Regions from separate parts of the Homo sapiens genome. Here region 1 is linked to region 2. Evidence: chromatin loops called from intact Hi-C (ENCODE). Cell type or tissue: ascending aorta. All regions are shown on one strand. Links, peaks and the distances in the headings refer to the core of each region. The heading gives the core; the rest is flanking DNA.

Region 1 (10,693 bases), core at 3,647-8,646, 400 kb before region 2:
TTTTGAATTAAGTTATAGCATTACTAATTCATGTTAATGACTAGGAAACCCTCTGTAATTTACAAGATTTTTCAAATTGGTGGGGAGTGAATAAATACAATTTAAAAGTCAGAAATCAGTTTGGCAAAGTGTACTTTCTTAATTTCTATTTATGATGAAGTATAGTCATAATTTATTTGTAATACTACTTTATGGTATACCAGTGAAAGAACTGTAGTATAAAAAAGAGGTATTAATGTTTTATGAAATCTCATGCATCAGTTCATAGCATAAAATCTAGCTGGACAACTAAGAAGCTATGGTAGCAAACAGTGATGTTGATGGAATGAGAATCATGAACTTTCATATTACCTCAAAGGATTTTTTTATCAGTTTTTTTCACACATCAGAAAAAACTGACTGTATAAACACTTATCACTGACCTTTTTCTATGTGTAGTTTTGCCTTTTATCTTTTCCCAAATTTTTATAAAGAGAAATTAATAAATATTTTATTACAACATTGTAAAGGGTGCTCAGTTTTTTTATCTTTCTTTATTTTGCTCTTTGAGGCATATCTTTTTCTTAATTTTGTCCTTTCAGGTCAGTGTGAGTCTGTAGAATAGGTTGAACTTCCTTCTGACAGTATCATAGAGTTTGTGGAGTTTGTGTTGTGTGCCTGCAGCCACAGGCTCGCCTTGCTGCACCGTAACTGGCCCCTTCAGACTCACATGGGAACAAGCCTTTTCTGTTGCAGTTTCCCAGATATCTTTAAATGTTTTGAAATGTATATTTTTATGTTGCAAAACAGAAAAAAGAAACGAGTTAGGGAAAAAGTATTTCTATTTAAGGTATTTATTTTTTCATTCTACCTATGCCATAGATTTCTGAATCAAGACTTAGGACATTTGCTGATTAACAATGTTTAAATTAGGAATTGTTATAAGAATTAAAATAGGCAGAACAAGTTGTGAAAATATTGAACCAAAAAAAGGCCATGCTATCATCTTAGAGGGCCCATGAATAAACCTTAGAGGGAATCCTAAGGCTTTAGGAAACCGCTGCAGCTTGTCTGTCATTTTCCAATATGTTAATTATTATACTTAGTGTACAGTATTTAGAATACAAAATGCTTTTTTATTTTTTAGGAAAATAATGTTATAAATGATTGTATATTTTCATAGTAATGTCTTTATAATTATTTATTAATGATAGAGCTGAATTAGAAAAGCTCTTCATCCATTATAATATGGTTTCTCATGAAAAACTTATTACAAATTTCAGCCAACTCAGATATTAAGAACATCAGTGTCAATCCTCCTCCCCTCCTGCGACCTTTTTACACTTGTTTTGGTGGACTAGGGGCTCCTTTTCTCCTCCTTTTTGACATATAACTGTGCCATTAAAAACATGATTTCTGATGAAGCTGGCCTAGAGGGAATGAAGGAGATTGCGTGGGTATGGTCTCTAGGACAGGCGTAGCTGTTGCAGGGCCACCCTGTCCTTGGGAGAACCTGGTGAGCTCCCATATTCACACTAGATGCCATCATGTCAGGGGGCTGAAGAGAATGGAGCTAATCAACTCTGTCATTTGGAGAAGACCCCCTTCAGACCAGTTCTGAGAACTCCTTCTTTTAAGAGACCAGAGATAACTTGATCATTTCTCACCTTTTCGTAGTTGTTCTTTTTTATGTTGACATTCCCCTTACTGTTTTTAAAATGCTTCAAAGCATTAATGATTGTTATGCTGTGTGCTTTCAGTACTATGGCAATATCTTTGTAGCATTTTCCCATTTCTGTATAAGCATGGTTTTTTGTTTTTTTTTTTTTCGTTTTTGTTTTGAGACAGGGTCTCACTCTTGTTCAGGCTAGAATGCAGTGGCACCATCTCAGCTCACTGCAACCTCTGCCTCCTGGGCTCAAGTGATCCTGCCACCTCAGCCTCCTGAGTAGCTGAGACTACAGGCACATGCCCCCACACCTAGCTAATTTTAAAATATTTTTTGATGGAGACAGGGTTTCACTATGTTTTCCAGGCAGCAGCATTTTTTTTTGACTGGGATTTCTTTATGATGCTTTGTTATTTAAAAAAAAAATGAGAAGGAAACATTAATAATCAAAATTATCTTTAATTGGCCTCACAGGGCTAAAATCTAGAATTATTATTACTCTTGGGTAAACTCATGAAAAGTACTTAATATTCATTCTATAAAGAAACAAAAAGAACCTTTGAGATGTGTCTCTTATTCATTTCCTTGGGTACACTTAAAACGGGTTACAGTTACTGCTCAACTTTCTACCTTCAGAACTGCAGCATTTATTTGCCACACAGCAGCATTTATCAGAGATTGTCCCTTAGAACATTGGTTCCTTGTAATACAAATAAATGTCATAATAAAAATAGTTTCTTTTTTCTTTCTTTCTTTTTTTTTCAAGACAGACTCTGGCTCTCTCGCCAAGGCTGGAATGCAGTGGCGCAATGTCAGCTCACTGCAAGCTCCGCCTCCCTGGTTCAAGCGATTCTTCTGCCTCAGCCTCCTGAGTAGCTGGGATTACAGGTGCCCACCACCACGTCTGGCTAATTTTCATATTTTTAGTACTGACAAGGTTTCACCATGTTTGTCAGGCTCATCTTGAACTCCTGACCTCAAGCAGTTCACCCGCCTCGGCCTCCCAAAGTGCTGGGATTACAGGCGTGAGCTGCCTCACCCAGCTGAAAAGAGTTTCTTAATTAAATATATTTGAGAAACATCTAGTCAAACCACCTTAAATAGGTATATTTACATTAGTTCTAAGGGAATTTAACTTGTGATGTACGTTGTGAAGGGAGGAAGATAGCATTATGCCAAAAGTTTCCACTAGCTTGACAGCAGACCCTGTCTTAGAGTTTTCTTCCTGATTGGTAAACATAAGAAATGTTTCCAAAGCCGGGCTTGGTGGCTCACCCCTGTAATTCCAGCACTTTGGGAGGCCGAGGTGGGTGGATCACTTGAGGTCAGGAGTTCGAGACCAGTCTGGCCAAGATGGCAAAACCCCATCTCTACTAAACACACACACACACACACACACACACACACACACACACACACACACACACACACACACACACACACCCGGCGGGGTGGTAGGCTCCTGTAATCCTTGCTACTCAGGAGCCTGAGGCATGAGAATTGCTTGAACCTGGGAGGTGGAATTTGCAATGAGCCGAGATGGTGCCACTCTGGGCGACAAAGTGAGACTCTGCCTCAAAAAGAAATGTCTCCATATAATTTTGCACTAAAACCTTAATTTGTCATAGTTTTGAAAATAGGGTGTTGTATGTTGATTGAATTTTTTTCCCTGAGAACTGGAATACCATTTTTACTTTAACCCTTAATGTGAGAAAACTTTACAATTTCCTGCAATTTTTCCTGCCTCTGTATATATTACACCTGTCATCATTTAGTCTTTCATGTGGGAAAGGCCAGTGGTACCAGATTGCATTCGGTTCATCATGGCTCATTGTCTAGCCCTGCTAGAGTATAGACTAAGCCTTCATACCTTATGTTTTATATCTTTTACCTGAAAAATAAATTTGCACCAAATTTCAACTTGTTTTCTTATGATTTGACAGTGTAGAAAGTGATTAGTAGTTAAATTTTTATAATGCTTTGTTATTTAAAAAAACTATGAAAAGAAAACATCAGTTATCAAAATTTCCTTTAATTGGCCTCAAAGGGCTAAAATCTAAAATTATTATTACTCTTGGGTAAACTCATGAAAAGATAAATTCTTTTTACAGAAGAATTTAATTAGCTTGACTGGTATCAAATACCAATTGCATCAAACATCAGTGATTCCATGAATTTTTTAAAGTTGTTTTTACTTTAAGCAGATAATGTTCAGTGAATTTGACTAATGTGATTAACGAAGGGACCAACACAGGTAATTGTCAATCTTACAGACATAAACTGTTACCTCGAATATCCCTGTATTACTTGAAATTCTAGAAATCGTCTGTCAACATTTTAAAAGCTCCTCTCCTTGCTGATGAGAAGTAATATTCTTAAAGTTAGAAACCATACAATTAAATCCTGATTTGCCTGATACATGTTTGCTTATCATGTCCTATCTCTCATGCTATTGTGATTGGTTTTATTTTATTAAAAACTGCTCATAGCATAGCCAGGTGATCTATGTGAACATCAACAGTGATAAGCTGACAGTATGTACCCTGGATACATGATGAGAATGGCACTTTAGCTACACGGACTTCCTCCCCAGTGCTCATAAACCCAGTCTAATCATGAGAAAAACAGACAAATATCAATATAGGAACATTTGGCAAAATACCCAGTGAGTACTTTTCAAAACTACCAAGGTCATCAAAAACGAGAAAAGGCTGAGAAACTGTCAAAGCCAAGAGAAGCCTGTAGAGACATGACCACTGCATGGGGTGCGGCACCCTGGATGGGCCCTAAACATGCGGTGCGGCACCCTGGATGGGGCCCTAAACATGGGGTGCGGCACCCTGGATGGGGCCCTAAACATGATGTGCGGCACCCTGGATGGGGCCCTAAACATGGGGTGCGGCACCCTGGAAGGGGCCCTAAACATGAGTTGCGGCACCCTGGCTGGGCCCTAAACATGGGGTGCGGCACCCTGGAAGGGGCCCTAAACATGGGGTGCGGCATCGTCGATGGGGCCCTAAACATGGGGTGCGGCACTCTGGATGGGGCCCTAAACATGGGGTGCGGCACCCTGGATGGGGCCCTAAACATGGGGTGCGGCACCCTGGATGGGGCCCTAAACATGATGTGCGGCACCCTGGATGGGGCCCTAAACATGGGGTGCGGCACCCTGGAAGGGGCCCTAAACATGAGTTGCGGCACCCTGGCTGGGCCCTAAACATGGGGTGCGGCACCCTGGAAGGGGCCCTAAACATGGGGTGCGGCATCGTCGATGGGGCCCTAAACATGGGGTGCGGCACTCTGGATGGGCCCTAAACATGGGGTGCGGCACCCTGGATGGGGCCCTAAACATGATGTGCGGCACCCTGGATGGGGCCCTAAACATGGGGTGCGGCACCCTGGATGGGCCCTAAACATGGGGTGCGGCACCCTGAATGGGCCCTAATCATGGGGTGCGGCACTCTGGATGGGGCCCTAAACATGGGGTGCGGCACCCTGGATGGACCCTAAACATGGGGTGCGGCACCCTGGATGGACCCTAAACATGGGGTGCGGCACCCTGGATGGGGCCCTAAACATGAGATGCGGCACCCTGGATGGGGCCCTAAACATGGGGTGCGGCATCCTGGATGGGGCCCTGAAACAGAAAAGGACATCAGGTAAAAACTAAGGAAATCTGAATAAAGTATGGAATGTAGTTAATAAAATGTCAATATTTGTTCATTAAATGTGAAAACTGTGCCTTAGTAGTTTTTAGTAATTAGTAATCATTAGGTATTAATAATAAGAGAAACTGGGTGAGGGAGTGTGTTGGAACCCTCTGTATTAATTTTGCAAATTTTCTATAAAACTATTGTAAAATAACAAGATTATTTAAAATTGTAATTTTATGTTTTTAAAATTTTTACTCTATACACATAATTTTACATAAATGCATTAGAAGTGTAATAACAGAGAAGCAGAGGATTGAAGGGGTGGTTCACTGGTTTTTTTCTGTTTTCGTTATTTCTCCCTAGTTCTCTCTCTGCTCTTTCACTCCTGTAACTCCTCTCTGAGCCATGTTAGAGCCCAATGTGTATAACATTTTTCTTCCTGAATTACTTTCAATCAATTATTGTAGCTATTATTATTATTATTATTATTATTATTATTATTATTATTATTTTGAGACAGGGTCTCACTGTGTCGTGCAAGCTGTAGTGCAGTGGTACAATGATGGCTCACTGCTTCCTTGACTTCCTGGGTTCAAACAGCCCTCTTACCTCAGCCTCCTGAATAGCTGGAACCACGGGCTAATTTTTAAATATTTTGTTTTTGTAGAGACAGGGTCCTGCCATGCTGCCCAGGATGGTCTTGAATTCCTGGGCTCATGCAATCTGCCCCTTGGTCTCCCAAAGTATTGGGATCAGAGGCACGAGCCACTGTGCCCAGCCAATTATTATGTTCCACATAAATCTCACATGAGTGTGTAGTGGTCAGCTGTGCCTTTGCTCAGCATTTCCTCTTGAGATAACTGTGCCTGCATTGCTAACCTTCTGTTTCTGGCAGGAGCCAAAAATTTTTTATGACCCTTCTCACCACATTTGACTAGTTTAGGGGTGCACATCCAACCCACACAAGACCAGTCTAAGTTCTTTGCAAGATTTTCAAGCTGCAACTGAGAGAAAGTTTCTAACATGTGAAGTTTCAGAGCTGTTTTTGGCCAAGTTCAATTAAGTGAAATATTCTAGTAACCTCCCAGTAAGTAATCTTTTCAAAAAAAAAAAAAAAAAAAACACGGAGGGGGATTGAATTCACTGATCTCTCTAAGAACACGGTGGATTACGAGAAATCCGAAGCTCCACTTAAAATGTTTATTTTTGTTCCTGGTTTTTATCTTCTGCTAAGTTGGAATTTAGGGGGCAGAATGGTTCCATGAAAACTGATTCAGACTTTATCCCTCCGATTCACAGTGCTGCTTTCATGCCTAATACTACAAAATGTTCAAGTGCCCTGTTTTGGTATTATGTAGTAAAAACAGGAATTAAAAATCTTAGCTTTGCATAGCCTCAATCTCCAGGAACTGCAAAGAACTCTTACATGTTCATTCCTCCAAAACAAAATACAAATTTTCTCATAGGTGCTACTGGAGAAACAATAGCACAAATAATCCCAATGGAGAGCCTGCCATATGCCAAGCCCTGTGCCAGGGGCTTTACACTCATGATCTCACATAATTGAGTTATTGCAACCACTAGTGCTAGGCCAGACCTCAGCGAGCCTGGTCTGGGTTCCAGGCTGTCAAGAAGGATGTCTTAGGCTCTACTCAAGTTTGGTTTTTCTTCAGCAAAAGCAACAAACACTGGAAAGATAGTAACGAGAGAAAAATATATAGGTGGTTTTGCCCTCCCCTCAAAGGTCTCTCCAGCTCACCGTGCCTCCACCAAAGATTAGGGCTCTTAGAAGCCCGAGGAGAACGATTTGCCCAGTAGAGCAGAGGAACACAGAGCATGGACCCGCTGCCCTCAGTGCTCACAGCCATGGCAGCATTCCCAAACAACTTACATCACCGTAAGAGGCAGTGGTTGTGCTGCTCAGGAGGGCCAGCTTCACTAGGCCTTTACGTCCCTGCTTTGTCTGCACGATGGGGCCCTGGGCTGTTCCACCCATGCCCACTGAGGGGCTTTCATGTGGACAGGCCCGGCCATGGCCCATACAACACCAACCAAGGTAGATATCAGCCTTATTTTCCAGATAAGAAAACTGAAGTTCCAAGAGACTAAATGAATGTTCCAGAGTCCTCCCTTTGGCAAGTTGATTTGCTAGTCAACTCAGAGCTAATTTCAGTCTAAGTCTAAAGCGAAAACTTTTAATCACCAGACTCCCTTAGGGGTATACAACTGCTTCCTTGGGGATGCCAGAAAAATAGTCCACACAGACGATAACACTTGGAAACAAAATACATTTATCCTTTGCTTAGGTCACATGAGTGGAATTACATAGATGATGACAGCAGTAGCCTTAATGTGCAGGTCAGTGGCATGAGTTAAAGTAAGACATTGCATTAATCAGCAGATAATTCAATATCCTCTCCTAGTCAAGCAGAGTGGGGATACAAAGTATAAGACATCAGTCCTGCCCTTGAAGAGCTTGTGTTGTAATTGAGGAGGTAATAATAATGAAACTGGCAGATCATATTTACTGAGTGCTTCCTCTGCACCAGCTGGTTGACCTCAAATCCCTCACGTGTCCCAGGTCAAGGAAGACCAGCAATGAAAGTTATGGGCAGTTGAATGCTGAGTGGCCAGACATGATGGCAGGTTAACATACCAGTTAGCATCTGCTAAGATAAGGATTCTTTCAGGGCCTATGGCAGTAATATGCTCCTCCTGAAATGCAATGTCCTAACTAGCAGTTGACAAAAAAGAAGGGCATAATATGGCCATTGAGAACCAGTGGAATGAAACCAGCCCTGTGGACAGCTTTGTAGCCCCTAGTTTAGGATCTCTCCATAGTTTCCTTGCTCCATAAACAATTTGTTATGTAAGAAATTCAAGTACTAAAATATCCAGAGGAAAAACAACATAATCCACGGTTCACATGTGTTTTACTTGTGGCAAGCATTGCTAGTTACCTACCCAGTATCCACTCTCCTTTTTTACCATCAGAACCTTGATTTGTTTGTCAGAAATATGCCCAGAGCCAGGCAGGGTGGCATACACCTATAGTCCCAGCTACTCAGGAGGCTGAGGCAAGAGGATTGCTTAAGCCCAGGAGTTCAAGGACAGCCTGGGCAACATAGTGAGACCACATCTCTAAAAAAATCTTTAAAAAAAAAAGTATACTGGGATTTAAAAAACAACAACAACAATTAAAAAGAAAAAAAAAGAAAAAAAACTCATCTTCCCTTGCAATGATGCATGCCAATGCAGTGCAGCTCTTGCCAATTATGTACACACAGAAGTCTCTGGGTAGAGCTTCTGGAAACCTCAGTGGAGCTGATGTTCCTTCCTGCCTGTTGCCTTTTCCTCCTGTATCTGAAATGTAGGCATGCTGCTGGAGGTGGAGCAGTTTTGCAACCTAGGAATAATGCATTTGAAAATGAAACTACCTGGAAAGGAAGGCTTAGCTGGAAGATGGATGATGACTGAGTCCATGGTAGAATCCCTTAGCTGCTCACCATACCACCCTAGAAAAGCTCACCTCCAGCTTCTGGATACATGAGAAAAGTAAAGCCTTTTTTGGTTAAGCACTCTAAATCTGATTATGTTCCTGACATACTTGATGAAATTAGAAATATAAGTACTTGTTAAAAATAGGTTTTCAAACACCGCATGTTCTCACTCATAGGTGGGAATCGAACAATGAGAACACTTGGACACAGGATGGGGAACATCACACACCGGGGCCTGTTGTGGGGTGGGGGGAAGGGGGAGGGATAGCATTAGGAGATATACCTAATGTAAATGATGAGTTAATGGGTGCAGCACACCAACATGGCACATGTATACATATGTAACAAACCTGCAGGTTGTGCACATGTACCCTAGAACTTAAAGTACAATAAAAAAAAGATAAAAAAGTAATAAGTTAGGTTTCTTAAATAAGGCCTTCTGAAAAAACAAGATTGAACTGTCTGGTTTCCCAGGGGAACTCCACAGCTGCGGGAATTTAAACATTATGATATTGAGTTACAATGTTTTGTTCAGAGATGGCCATAATCAAGGCATTGGTTCAAGGTCTTAGTTGAACTTTACATATAACTATACAAAAATCAGTAGATTAATTTGCCATTGCTTTTCTTTGGGGTGCATTTTTGTATCAGTTCGTTCTCATTCTGCTAATAAAGACATACCCAAGACTGGGTAATTTACAAAAGGAGAGAGATTTAATGGACTTACAGTTCCACATGGCTGGGGAGGCCTCACAATCATGGTGGAAGGTGAATGAGGAGCAAAGTCATGTCTCACATGGTGGCAGGCAAAAAAAGCATGTGCAGGGGAGCTCCCCTTTATAAAACCATCAGATCTCATGAGATTTATTCACTATCATGAGAACAGCACAGGAGAAACCCACCCCCATGGTTTAATTACCTCCCACAAGGTCCCTCCCATGACAAGTGGGGATTATTACAATTCAAGGTGGTTTGGGTGGGGACACAGAGCCAAACCATAGCATTCTCCCCCGGCCCCTCCCAAATCTTATGTCCTCACATTTCAAAACCAATCATGCCATCCCAACAGTCCCCCAAAGTCTTAATTCATTTCAGTATTAACTCAGAAGTCCACAGTCCAAAGTCTCATCTGAGACAAGGCAAGTCCCCTTCCTTTACATGAGCCTGTAAAATCAAAATTACTTCCTAAATACAGTAGGGGTACAGATATTGGGTAAATACACCTGTTTCAAATGGGAGAAGTTGGCCAAAACGAAGGAGCTACAGGCCCCATGCAAGTCCAGAATCCAAGAAGGCAGCAATTAAATCTTAAAGCTTCAAAATAATCTCCTTTGACTCCATGTCTCACATCCAGGTCACACTGATGCAAGAGTTAGGCTCCCACGGCCTTGGGCAGCTCCACCCCTGTGGTTTTGCAGGGTACAGCCCCAGTCCTGTCTGCTTTCATGGGCTGGCATTGAGTGTCTGTGGCTTTTTCAGGTGCACGGTGCAAGCTGTTGGTGGATCTACCATTCTGGGGTCTGGAGGACAGTGGCCTCTTACAGCTCCACTAGGCAGTACACCAGTGGAGACTCTGTGTGGGAGCTCCAACACAGGAGGCTGAGGCAAGAGGATTGCTTAAGTCCAGGAGTTCAAGGACAGCCTGGGCAACATAGTGAGACCACGTCTCACTTATTAGATTCAGAAAACAGAACAAAACAAGGAACACATTGGCTTTCTAGCCATTCACCAATGGGTTGTATGGTTTTAAAATGTTTGCTATTTTATCTATTGGTCCTCAAAGCTAGAGCCCTGCCTCTTTCAAGACTTTACCAGGTTATAAGGGAAACACAAAGGCATATTCAACCTAATTCTTGCCCTCAAGAAACTGATAATGCAGTTTAGGAGGCAGA
Region 2 (10,693 bases), core at 2,793-7,792:
AACTGTTTTATGCTAATGTCAATTTCCTGATTTTGGTATTAAAAAAGTAGTTATGTAACACTGGAGGAAACCAGGGGACCTGGATTGTAGGGGACCTGGCTTGTAGGGGACCTCTACGTGTGATATTTTTCTAGATTTTTTTTGTATGTGGTAAAATATGCATAACATAGAACTTACCATTTTAAACATTTTTACCTGTTCAGTTCAGTGGTATTAATTATATTCACATTGTGCTACAACCACCACCATTCATTTCTAGAATGTTTTCATCATCCCAAACTAAGCCTCTGTACCCATTAGACAGTAATTCCCTGTTCTCCATCCTCTAGCCCCCTGTAACCACTATTCTACTTTTTGTCTCTGTGACCTTGACTCTTCTAGGTACTTCAGATAAGTGAAATCATGCAATATTTGTCCTTTTTAATCCAGCTTATTTCGTTTGGCATAATGTCTTCAGAGTTCACCCATGTTGTAGCATGGATTGGAATTTCATTCCTTTTTATGGATGAATAATATCCACATTTATTTTAAAATATAAAATATTAATATTTAACTATATACCACACTTTTAAAAAACATTCATCAGTTGATGAATGCTTGGATGTTCCAACCTTTTGTCTATTGTGAAGAATGCTGATATGAACATTGGCGTACAAGTATCTATTTGAGTCCCTCTTTTCAATTCTTTTGGGTATATACCTGGGAGTAGAGCTGCTTGATCATATGACAATTCTATGTTTAACTTCTTGAGGAACCATCAAACTGTTTTTCCGCAGTGATAATGGCTATACCTCCACCAGCAATGTATAATTTCCTGAGTTGGTTTTAGTACTTACTAGACCCCAGGCATGTGGGCAGGAGGGAAACCACTGGCTTGGTTGAAGGTGGCACCTGCAAATCTAGTCCAAAGATGCCTTGGGGAACCAGCTGATACTTAGTGGCTGATCTCAGCCACAGGTGGACCTAGAGGCTTTGGGATAAGGAGCTCAAGGTGATTATATCCCCACCAGGAATGTATGAGGTTTCCAATTTCTCCACATCCTTGTCAACACTTCTTTTTTTTTTAGATAATGGCCATTGTCGTGGGTATGAAGTGGTATCTCATGTGGTTTCAGTTTGCATTATCTAATGACTACTGATGCTGAGCTTTTTTTCATGTGCTTCTCTATACTATTTTTTTTAACTTCTTGGGTGTCAATAATTTTTGGAAAATAAAGAGCTCAAACTTTTAATTTATAGCATCAATATTTTATTTTATATTTTAAATATTTTATTTCTAGCATGTATATGCTACATATATGTGTGTGTGTATATATATATATCCATAGATATCATGCAATAATATTATTTTGCAAGAACACATAAAAATAAAAAGATACACATTAAACAGATTAGAATGGTTGCCTCTAGTGAAGTAAGTAGTATTTGGAGACTTAAAAAAATAAACTGTAAACTAAAAATATAATCCTAAGCCCCCCAACAACTGAACCTACCCCCTCTTGGCCAAGGGGACTCCAGAGAATCCTCAAAAACTGAGTTCCCAGCCATGATGGAAAGGGAGCTTGGGCACGCCTCATTATCCCTTTTTGAGTTTAGGCACAACAACCAACCAGCATTAATGTTAGAATAGAGATCATAAGGCTGATAAAAACAGACTCTTTGTGGCTGTAAGATACCAAATCATAAACAAGACCTAGGACCAGGCAAGGCACAAGTTAAATTATGCCCGAAGGCCACTGGTGTTGCTAAACAGGTCATATTGTGGCTGGCTCTGACATCATTATTTTAACTTAAACATCCCTTTCTGTTAACTCCAAGTTTTTAGACAAACTTTTGTTCCTTTAACTGATTGCCAATTAAAGGATATCTGAATATCAGAATTCACCTATGACTTGTAAGCCCCCTGCTTTGAGATATCCTGCCTTTTGGGGCAAAACCAATGGGTACCTTCCCTATATTGATTTATGTCTTTGCCTGTAACTCCTGCCTCCCTGAAATGTACAAAACCAAACTGTAATCTAACCACCTTGGGCACACTTTCTCAGGACTCCTTGAGACTGTGTTTCCCTAGGCTATGGTCACTCAGACTGGATCAGAATAAACCTTGTTAAAATATTTTACAGGGTTTGATTTTTCCATTAACAAAATAAAGCAGCCAGACACGGTGGCTCACACCTATAATCTCAGCACTTTGGGAGGCTGAGAGAGGAGCATTGCTTGAGTCCAGGAGTTTGAGGCTGCAATGAGCTATAATTGTACCACTACTTCAGCCTGGGTGACAGAGTGAGACCCCGTCTCATTATATATATATTATATATATATAAAATATATATATAATTAAAAATATCTCAGAGTATGCTTAAGCAAAATAATAATAAATTAAAAATAAATAAAACTAAGCAAGAGGAGGCATTGAGAAGACCAAGATGACAAAGGACCACGATCCAAGGAGTATGATTAATTTGAACGTTTGCACATGAAGTCCAAAAGGAAAAATAAAATGAGAAGGAAGGTGAGAAGGCAGGGAAAACACATTCCTCAAGCCTACAATCATGCCTGTTTCTGCCTCTCCTCATCCCACACGGCAGGTTGATATTTGGAAGACCAGTTTGTCTTTTTAGCCCTTAGGTCTCCTTCCCACTGCCCCTCCCTGGCTCCATGAAAGAGACCCAAGCTTGGCTGACGTGGAGGTGGGGAAGGTTTGGTGGTCCAAAGATGAATTGACAGGTGTAAGCATCCCCTTTCCTCCCCTTCCCACAACTGGCTAGATGCATGGCCTCAGGCCTCTGCTTCTTCTTGAGGAAAGTGTGGGAATTGGTCTTCTCCGAGGCCCCTCCTAGCTGCCTCACACTCTGACTTGAAACCGCTCAGGCCATCTTAACCCCAATCAACTTTCTCTGGGCCCAGCAAGTGCCAGGCCCTGAGTGTGGCTGCCATAGTCAGTCATGTGAGCTGTTGGTAGGGACCACCCTCTTTTGCAGGTGGAAAGGGTGGACAGGTTGTTCTTTCAAAGATGACCTCAATTGGCCTAAAACCTGGAGAGGAATCCAAGGAAGGTTAATTTTTTCTCAGGAAGCTGCCCTTTAGACAGTTTCAACCATCTTTTTGATATTTCAGCATTTCCAGTGCCAACTGGAGACCAGTTGACTCCGGAGGGGGGTATTTCTTAAGGGGTGTAGTCAATTTTTAAAAATCCAAACAAAACTCAGAGAAGAGGAAGCCAAGGGTTGCAGGTTGCAGGGAAGAGAGTAAAAAGCCCGTTTTGTTTTAACTCCATTTAAGTACTTGGCTTCTTTCAAATAAATACCAGGAATAGCACTTGCCAGAATTCAACTTCAATAGCACATATGTGTGAGTTTCAGCCCAAAGTGCTGTATTGGAAAGGCTGGCAACTCTTCTACGAGAAATTTCCCTCACCAGGATGTGTAGAAGACTGATTTCCATTATTTACATTACAGCAGGGACACTTTCCCATTCTGTTGCACTTGGGAAATAAGGAGCTGGAAATCTTTTAATTAAACAACTTGTTTTGTTTTGGTGACTAGCTCAGTGGAACCAGTACTGAAGGGAGGGTGTGGTGGAAGGTGGGGCTTTGCAGGCGGCACCCTGGCCAGTGGGCTCAGTGGTGTGGCTGGCAGAGTTTACTTCTTGAACCTGCAAAATGACTTGGCTTCAAAGTCACCTCGGTGAAAGTCAATTTGCTCTGGTGGAATTGAATTCAGAGATTAGAGGCACCACTGTCTCATGGAAATTTACAGGTGACACATGCTCTACAGGAGGGCAATGCTTTTTCTTTCTTAGCATCCCCACTCAGTTTAGAATAACAAGCAACATTAGCTACAGGGGAAAATAAATAAGTTCAGGAATGCAAACTACTTTTCCTAATTTACTGGGAAAGAACCTCTTTTCAGTATATAAATCAGGCCTTGTTGGGTTTTTTTTTTTCCATTTAAAAAAATTACAAAAACCAAATGTATCATTTGAAAAAAACACAACTATTAAGTATGTGTTGCTTTTAATTAATCAACTCAAGTCTTCCAAGCTACTAGCAAACAAAATGTGCATATATACTGGTACATTTAAGCAAGACTGTAACAAACATGCCATCTGTTTACAGTAACTTGATGTGAGTCCTACATATGCTGGCACACAAGGGGATGACCCAAGAGCTGTATTGGCTGGAATTTGCACCATTCGGACCCTGCATTTTTAGGAAGTGTGAGAAGTCATGCAGGCTTACTGGCCTTTAGAGAGACTTTAAATAGCTCTCCCCAAGCCAGCAGAGATGGCATATGCAACCTGGCTTGAGGTGCAAAGAACTGCCTGCAGAGGGCCGCCTGCCAGCAAGCGCACACACACGCACACCTGCTGCGCACGCTTGGCACGGCCAGTGGCGCTGGGTCCATCTCAGTGAAAAGCCCTCAGTCCTCTGCTTGATTCTTTTATGAAAACAGCACTGGGTAGCACTAGGGGAGGTCCCAAAGCTGCTTAAGTGGGATCAAACAAAGGTTCCAGGAGCATGTGTGCTCTTCAGAACGCAGGTTTCTTAAAGAAAAGGGAGGAAATTCAGTGATTGAATAGTTTGGGAGGTGCTGCAACCAGTCTGCTCCTCTAGAAAATGCATGGTGTTCATACACTGCCATAGTGGAGGGCCTGCAGCAAGGAACTCTGCTTAACTTTGTTTATAAAATAAAAATGCTTTTGAGCGGGGGACGGGAGAGTCCCCTGATCTGGAGAAAAGTAACCACTCCCTAAAAAATGGCCAGAGGAGCTCCCAGACAGAAATCCCATCCTACTTCTTCCTGCTTTGGTAAGGAAACAGGCACAGGGGAATGCACATCGTGTGGCATCTGGGGAGACTGGAGCCCCTACCCAGTGGTTCCCTGGTAAAGGTCTTGAAGATGAAAATTGCCCACTTGAGACCAATAGGAACTCCCATGCTTGGTTCAGCCCTGACTGGTAGAGATTTCCGCAAAGCTTCATTCAGAAGCTTGGTCTGGAGGTGAGGAGGGGCCTGTTTGAGCTCTCTGTCGATGACCAACTCTTCCCAGTTGACCAGGACTCTCCCAGGGTTAGCACTCAAAGTCCTGAATTCCAGGAATCTCCTCACACCTGGGCAAACCTGGACATTTGGTCACCTTAGCTCTCTCAGAAAAAAGACAAAGCATTCAATCCAATCTAGTTTTTAAAAGAAAATAAGAACTAGAGGTCTGTCCACAGGAGCTGCACAAGATTGCCTTTAACCTGGGTAATTCACCCTCTGCTTATTTTTGTTGCCTTTTAATCTGTTTCCTGGTAGTAAATCTCAGAGAAGAAAATGTACCGTGTGTTTGCCTGGGGCTGGGTGGGGCGTGGTAGCTGGGGACAGCTGGCTCAGAAGCCAGGGAAATCTCTTAAGGTGAGAGAAGCTGGTTGCACCCTGGGGCCTGTGGAAAGAAACAGCAGGCCAGCTGGTCTGGGCCCTAAGTGCCCCCCTTCCCCAGAGGCTGCTTAGCCCAGCCCTCTTCTACAGGGCTTCAGCCTGCAAGGGCCTTTCCCTGCTCCCTTCACTTCAAACCTTCTTCCCCACAATGCACTGGAGTGGATTAATTCCATGCTTTGCACTGTTTCACGCTGGGGAGGGAGTACGGCTCTGGGAAAAACATTAAAATGTGTTCTTGGCTCTTTTCACACCACACTTCTTTTCCTTGCTCCTTCTCTTCTTTCATCTTTGCTCCTTCTCTTCTTCCATCTTTGCCTTCTATCATTTTTATTTTTCTCTTCTAGGACTCAATTTTAAGTCCCACCACCGTCAAGCCCAAGTGCCACTACCGCCCCCTTGTGTTTTCTTGATGGAAGAACGCAGCCCCAGGGCTGCCCACACACCTGGAGAAAACTAGGGGTGGAAAGGTGTGATACATTTTCTTACCCATCATAAGGGGCACAGCTGACACTCCTATAGGAAAAGACAGGTTAACAAGAGGAAAGTGTAACAAATTATTTGAATCAAAGTTTTACATAGCGCAAGAGCCTTCACAAATGAAGACCCAAAGACCCAGAGAAAACCATCTATTTGTATGCTTACGTTCCATGAAGAGTGGACAACTATGTCAAAATGTGAGTGGACAAGGGGTGTGATCTAATGGCGATAGACCGAGGCAGGGGGACCCAGCCAGGTATGTCCAGACTCTTTTTGGCCTCTCTATGTAGGCTTTCTCCCCCGTATGGGGCAGAATCTTTCTGGAAAGAGAAAGGGAAGAAGGGAAAGAGTGACCTTTTCAGACTTTATGGCTTGCTTTGGGGAAGAGGGATCTTAGCTTTATGACCCACTGTTGCGGGAAGTCAGGGACCCCGAACGGAGGGACCGGCTGAAGCCATGGCAGAAGAACGTGGATTGTGAAGATTTCATGGACATTTATTAGTTCCCCAAATTAATACTTTTATAATTTCTTATGCCTGTCTTTACTGCAATCTCTGAACATAAATCGTGAAGATTTCATGGACACTTGTCACTTCCCCAATCAATACCCTTGTGATTTCCCATGCCTGTCTTTATTTTAATCTCTTAATCCTGTCATTTTATAAGCTGAGGAGGATGTATGTTGCCTCATGACTCCGTGATGATTGCGTTAACTGCACAAATTATAGAGCATGTGTGTTTGAACAATATGAAATCTGGGCACCCTGAAAAAAGAACAGGATAACAGCAATGTTCAGGGAACAAGAACCCACCTTGGAGAAGGGGGATTTTGGTTTCTATGATTTGCTTCAGGGGGAGAAAGAAGACAGGAGAAGATCAGAGGAGAGACTGCTTCTGAGGCCACGTCTGAGGCCTTCCAATCTCCTCCTTTAGTTCAAAGTACTCAGCGTGCCAAAGCACCATACTTTGGGGTAATGTTTTTTTGAGCCCCAACAGAACCAAAGACTGGATGTATGAACAGTTGTGAATAGCTAGAATGCCGATTGATTAAATAGGGTTGGCAGGCCAGGCATGGTGGCTTGTGCCTGTAATCCCAGCACTTCGGGAGGCTGAGGCAGGAGCGTTGCTTGAGCTCAGGAGTTCAAGACCAGCCTGGGTAACACAGTGAGACCCATCTCTACAAAAAAATAAAATATTAGCTGGACATGGTGGAATGCTCCTGCAGTCCCAGCTACTTGGGGGGCTGAGGCAGGAGAATTGCTTGAATCCAGGAGGTCAATGGCGTAGTGAACAATGATCATACTACTGCACTCTAGCCGAGCAACAGAGAAAGACTCTATCTCAAAAATAAATAAATAGGGTTGGCAAAAGAAACACATGCCAACTGAGGTGAAATTCAGACTGGGTGGCCTGAATGGCATCTGGGAAGCCAGAAAGTCTTGGGTAACTGAGGAATTCCCTAAGAGAGAACATCTTGATCTTGTCTATGTACAATGAGCCAGAGAGGGTCTTTATCTTCAGCTCTGATAAGCACATAAGGGCAGGGACTGTGTCTGTCTTAATATTGAATTTTTAATCCTTAGCACAGCACTTAGTCCATATTTACTGAGAGCTGTATGAGAGTCAGATTTATATCGTAATTACATTATTGTAATTACACATGAACAGAGAACACTATCATGTTTTTACTATGTGCAGGGCACTGTTCTATATATTTTGTATGTATTATTTTGCCTGTTTGTCACAAGCACCCTATAAACTCTCTCTCCCATTTTACAGACAAGGAAAGTAAGGCTGAGAATATGTAACTCACCCAGGGGAACTGGCAGAGTCAGTATTTGAATCCAGGCTGTCTGGTTCCTGAGCTCTCTCATGGACTCTTCCATTAAATGTCTCTCATTTATATGTGTCTATATTTTGTCACAATGCAAAAGCATCTGCTGTTAGCAAAATAAAATGCACTTTTTTTTTTTTTTTTTTTTTGAGATGGAGTTTCGCTCTTGTTGCCCAGTCTGGAATGCAGTGGTGCAATCTCAGCTCACTGCAACCTCCGCCTTCCATGTTCAAGTGATTTTCCTGCCTCAGCCTCCCAAGTACCTGCGATTAAAGGCGTCCGCCATCATGCTCCGCTAATTTTTTGTATTTTTAATAGAGATGGGGTTTCACCATGTTGGCCAGGCTGGTCTCAAACTCCTGACCTCAGGTGATCCACCCTCCTTGGCCTCCTAAAGTGCTGGGATTACAGGAGTGAGCCACTGTGCCTGGCCAAAATACACTTTTTAATCTAAAAAAATGATACATTATGGTTTACACTTGAGTACTCAAAACTAGCTAGAGTTTTTAAATATTCTTAACTGCTAAATACTACCATCAAATAATGCGTATGTATATAATTTAAATTAAACTAAATTTGGCCTGAGGTTGCCCTTATACCGTGAGTCCCTATATAATGAATTGCAACTTAACTTAGTACATAAGCAAACTGAAAGCCTAATTTAGGAGTATATTTTTTGTAACATCTAGCTGAGTCTCAGCCAATCACAGGCTGCCAACTGATCAGACAGATCATGCCCAGTTAAGGCAAACACAGAGCTGTAACCAATTGAGTGGATTCTGTATCTCACTTCCATTTTCTGTCTATAAATGCCCCAGCTTAAGGACAGCAGCTGTCAGAACTTCTAAGGGTCCTGAAGGCTGCCCGATTCTCGAATCATTCTTTGCGCAAATAAACTCTGTTAAATTTAATTTGTCAAAAGTTTTTTCTTTTAATGAGGTAAAGGACAATGTTTTGATAAGTATTAATGCACATTTATTTTACCTTTCTGAGAGCCACGCCTTTTACCTAGTTGGCCCCAGACCAATTTGCCTTGGAAAAAGGGATGTGCAGCACTGGGGGATTTGGTGAATTACAGTGTGAATGCAGAGAAAGACAAGACAGCATTTAGATTCTGATGTGTGAAAGATAATTAAGATTTTTTCCAATTAATCTCCCACTCCATCCCACCCCCTACACCTTAACATAGGAAGGCCAATCCTGGGTAACCCAGCTCACATAGTTCTGCTGGGGAGAGTAGACGTGGTATCAGAGTGAAAGCTTGAGATGTGTCGCCAGGTGATAGAAGGGGAGAAAGTCGACTCTTCTGGCCCAAGGGGATTGTGAACAGTCTTGGAGAAGGAGGTAGACCAGAATGGGTTGTGTGTGCCCAGATTTGGGCTTTATTTGTCTTTGGCTCAAGTAGAGGGGAAGGAAAAAGCCAAGGGCAGAGGAAGGGCTCTTCTAAACCAAGATACTCCTTAGGATATTGAAAATCTCTCTGGATCAGTTCTCAGACCTGCACAGCTCAACCTGGGAGGCAGCCATGCCAAATGTACTCTCACTACAGAGAGAGGCCCAGGGTGGAATGATCCTGGGCTGCCTGCACATCCCACATCGCATGGATGCTGAGCTGAGAGCCATGGGGCTTTCCCCGAGCCTGCCGTTGGCGGGTGGAAGGGATTTCAGGATTGAGGCTGGAATTGGTGGAGGTCTTTGGGAGCAGAGGACCACCAGGATGGCAGGCTGAGTGGAGGATGGGCCGGGGCTGAGGGGTCTAAAGTAGTGAGGATTGAGTTAATTTGGGGGGTGTCGGGGTAAGCCAGAATGTGGCACCCAAGCAGTGCCCAAACCAAGAAAGACCAGATAATAGTTTACACTAGTTGTAGAATTCAGCCATGAATGCCAGCAAAGCAAGCAGCCACTTACTCCCCCAGACATCTAGGCAGTGTCCACAGGAGAGAAGCTGGAGGAGATTGAAGCTATATGAGAGCCTGAGGACTTTTAGCTAAGAGATACTAACACTTCCTAAAGCATTGCGTGTATCATCAGAGTGGATTTATTTTTATTTTATTTATTTATTATTTATTTTTATAGAGATGGGGGTCTCACTATGGTGCCCAGGCTGGTCTTGAACTCCTGGCCTCAAGTGATCCTCCTGCCTCAGCCTCCCAACATGGTGGGATTGTAGGTACAAGCCACTGTGCCTGGCCAGATTTAGTTTTAAACTGGTTTGGTCATTTAGTTAACATGTTTTAAAGTATCAAAATCGTGGGAAGGAGATTTCTTATGATTACTCATGAACAAAATAAAAAATTCTGTATTCTCTGTGTATAGGTGAAAGTTTGCAACCCCTCTATGATAGATACATCCAGGCAAATACATTGAGGATCATGTCCATATTGATTATTCTGTTTTCACTCTGAGTTGTATTTTTATTCCCCCAGTTATTTGCTTTGCTAGCTTCCTCAAGGTGGTAGCTGTCTATACTGCAGACAGAAGTTGTGGCAAGGGGCCATCAGATTGTCACATGAACAGGCCAAATAATTACAATACCCACATTTGCTAACTACTCACTGGCCTCAGCTGCTTCATGTATGTAGCAATCGGAATAGTTCAAATGTCTTACTTATTTAATTTATTTTGAGAAGCCCTTCAAAGTTGAGTTATTCATACACTATACAATTCACTCTTTTAAAGTGAACAATTCAGTAGTTTTTAGTATATTCACAAAATTTTGCAATCATCACCACTATCTAATTTTAGAACATTTTTGTCTCCTCAAAAAGAAACCCTATAATTCAGGGGTTCCCAACCCTTGGGCCGTGGACTGGTACCAGTAGGTGGCCTGTTAGGAACTGGGCCACACAGCAGGAGTTGAGTGGCTGACAAGCAAGTATTACCTCCTGAGCTCTGCCTCCTGTCAAATCGGCAGCAGCATTAGATTCTCATGGGGGCTCGACCCTATTTGTCCTATGCAT

Evidence for each region. Hi-C counts contacts between places; a loop is a spot of excess contacts. Peaks named below come from ENCODE experiments on the same cell type or tissue, not always from the same donor. Only the 100,000 strongest peaks of a DNase experiment are listed, where the experiment ranks them.
Region 1: a loop joins it to region 2, with 4 times the contacts of the local background. A loop is called at or near these places in 4 of 110 quality-filtered maps.

What each region holds. Positions count from the first base shown.
Region 1 is chr18:62,034,039-62,044,731 of GRCh38, reverse strand. It overlaps PIGN (phosphatidylinositol glycan anchor biosynthesis class N), which reads left to right. Exons shown (of 31, transcript NM_176787.5): 31 at 1-3,568. Among named protein-coding and RNA genes, the nearest start is that of RNF152, 150 kb to the right of the region's middle. In ascending aorta, for the core only: a CTCF peak has its summit at 6,533; no DNase peak of the experiment used is centred there; H3K27ac peaks cover 840 bases.
Region 2 is chr18:61,631,122-61,641,814 of GRCh38, reverse strand. No RefSeq gene overlaps it. Among named protein-coding and RNA genes, the nearest start is that of LINC01544, 110 kb to the left of the region's middle. RefSeq lists an enhancer at 5,855-5,904. In ascending aorta, for the core only: a CTCF peak has its summit at 5,824 (motif pointing left); a DNase peak (open chromatin) is centred at 5,804.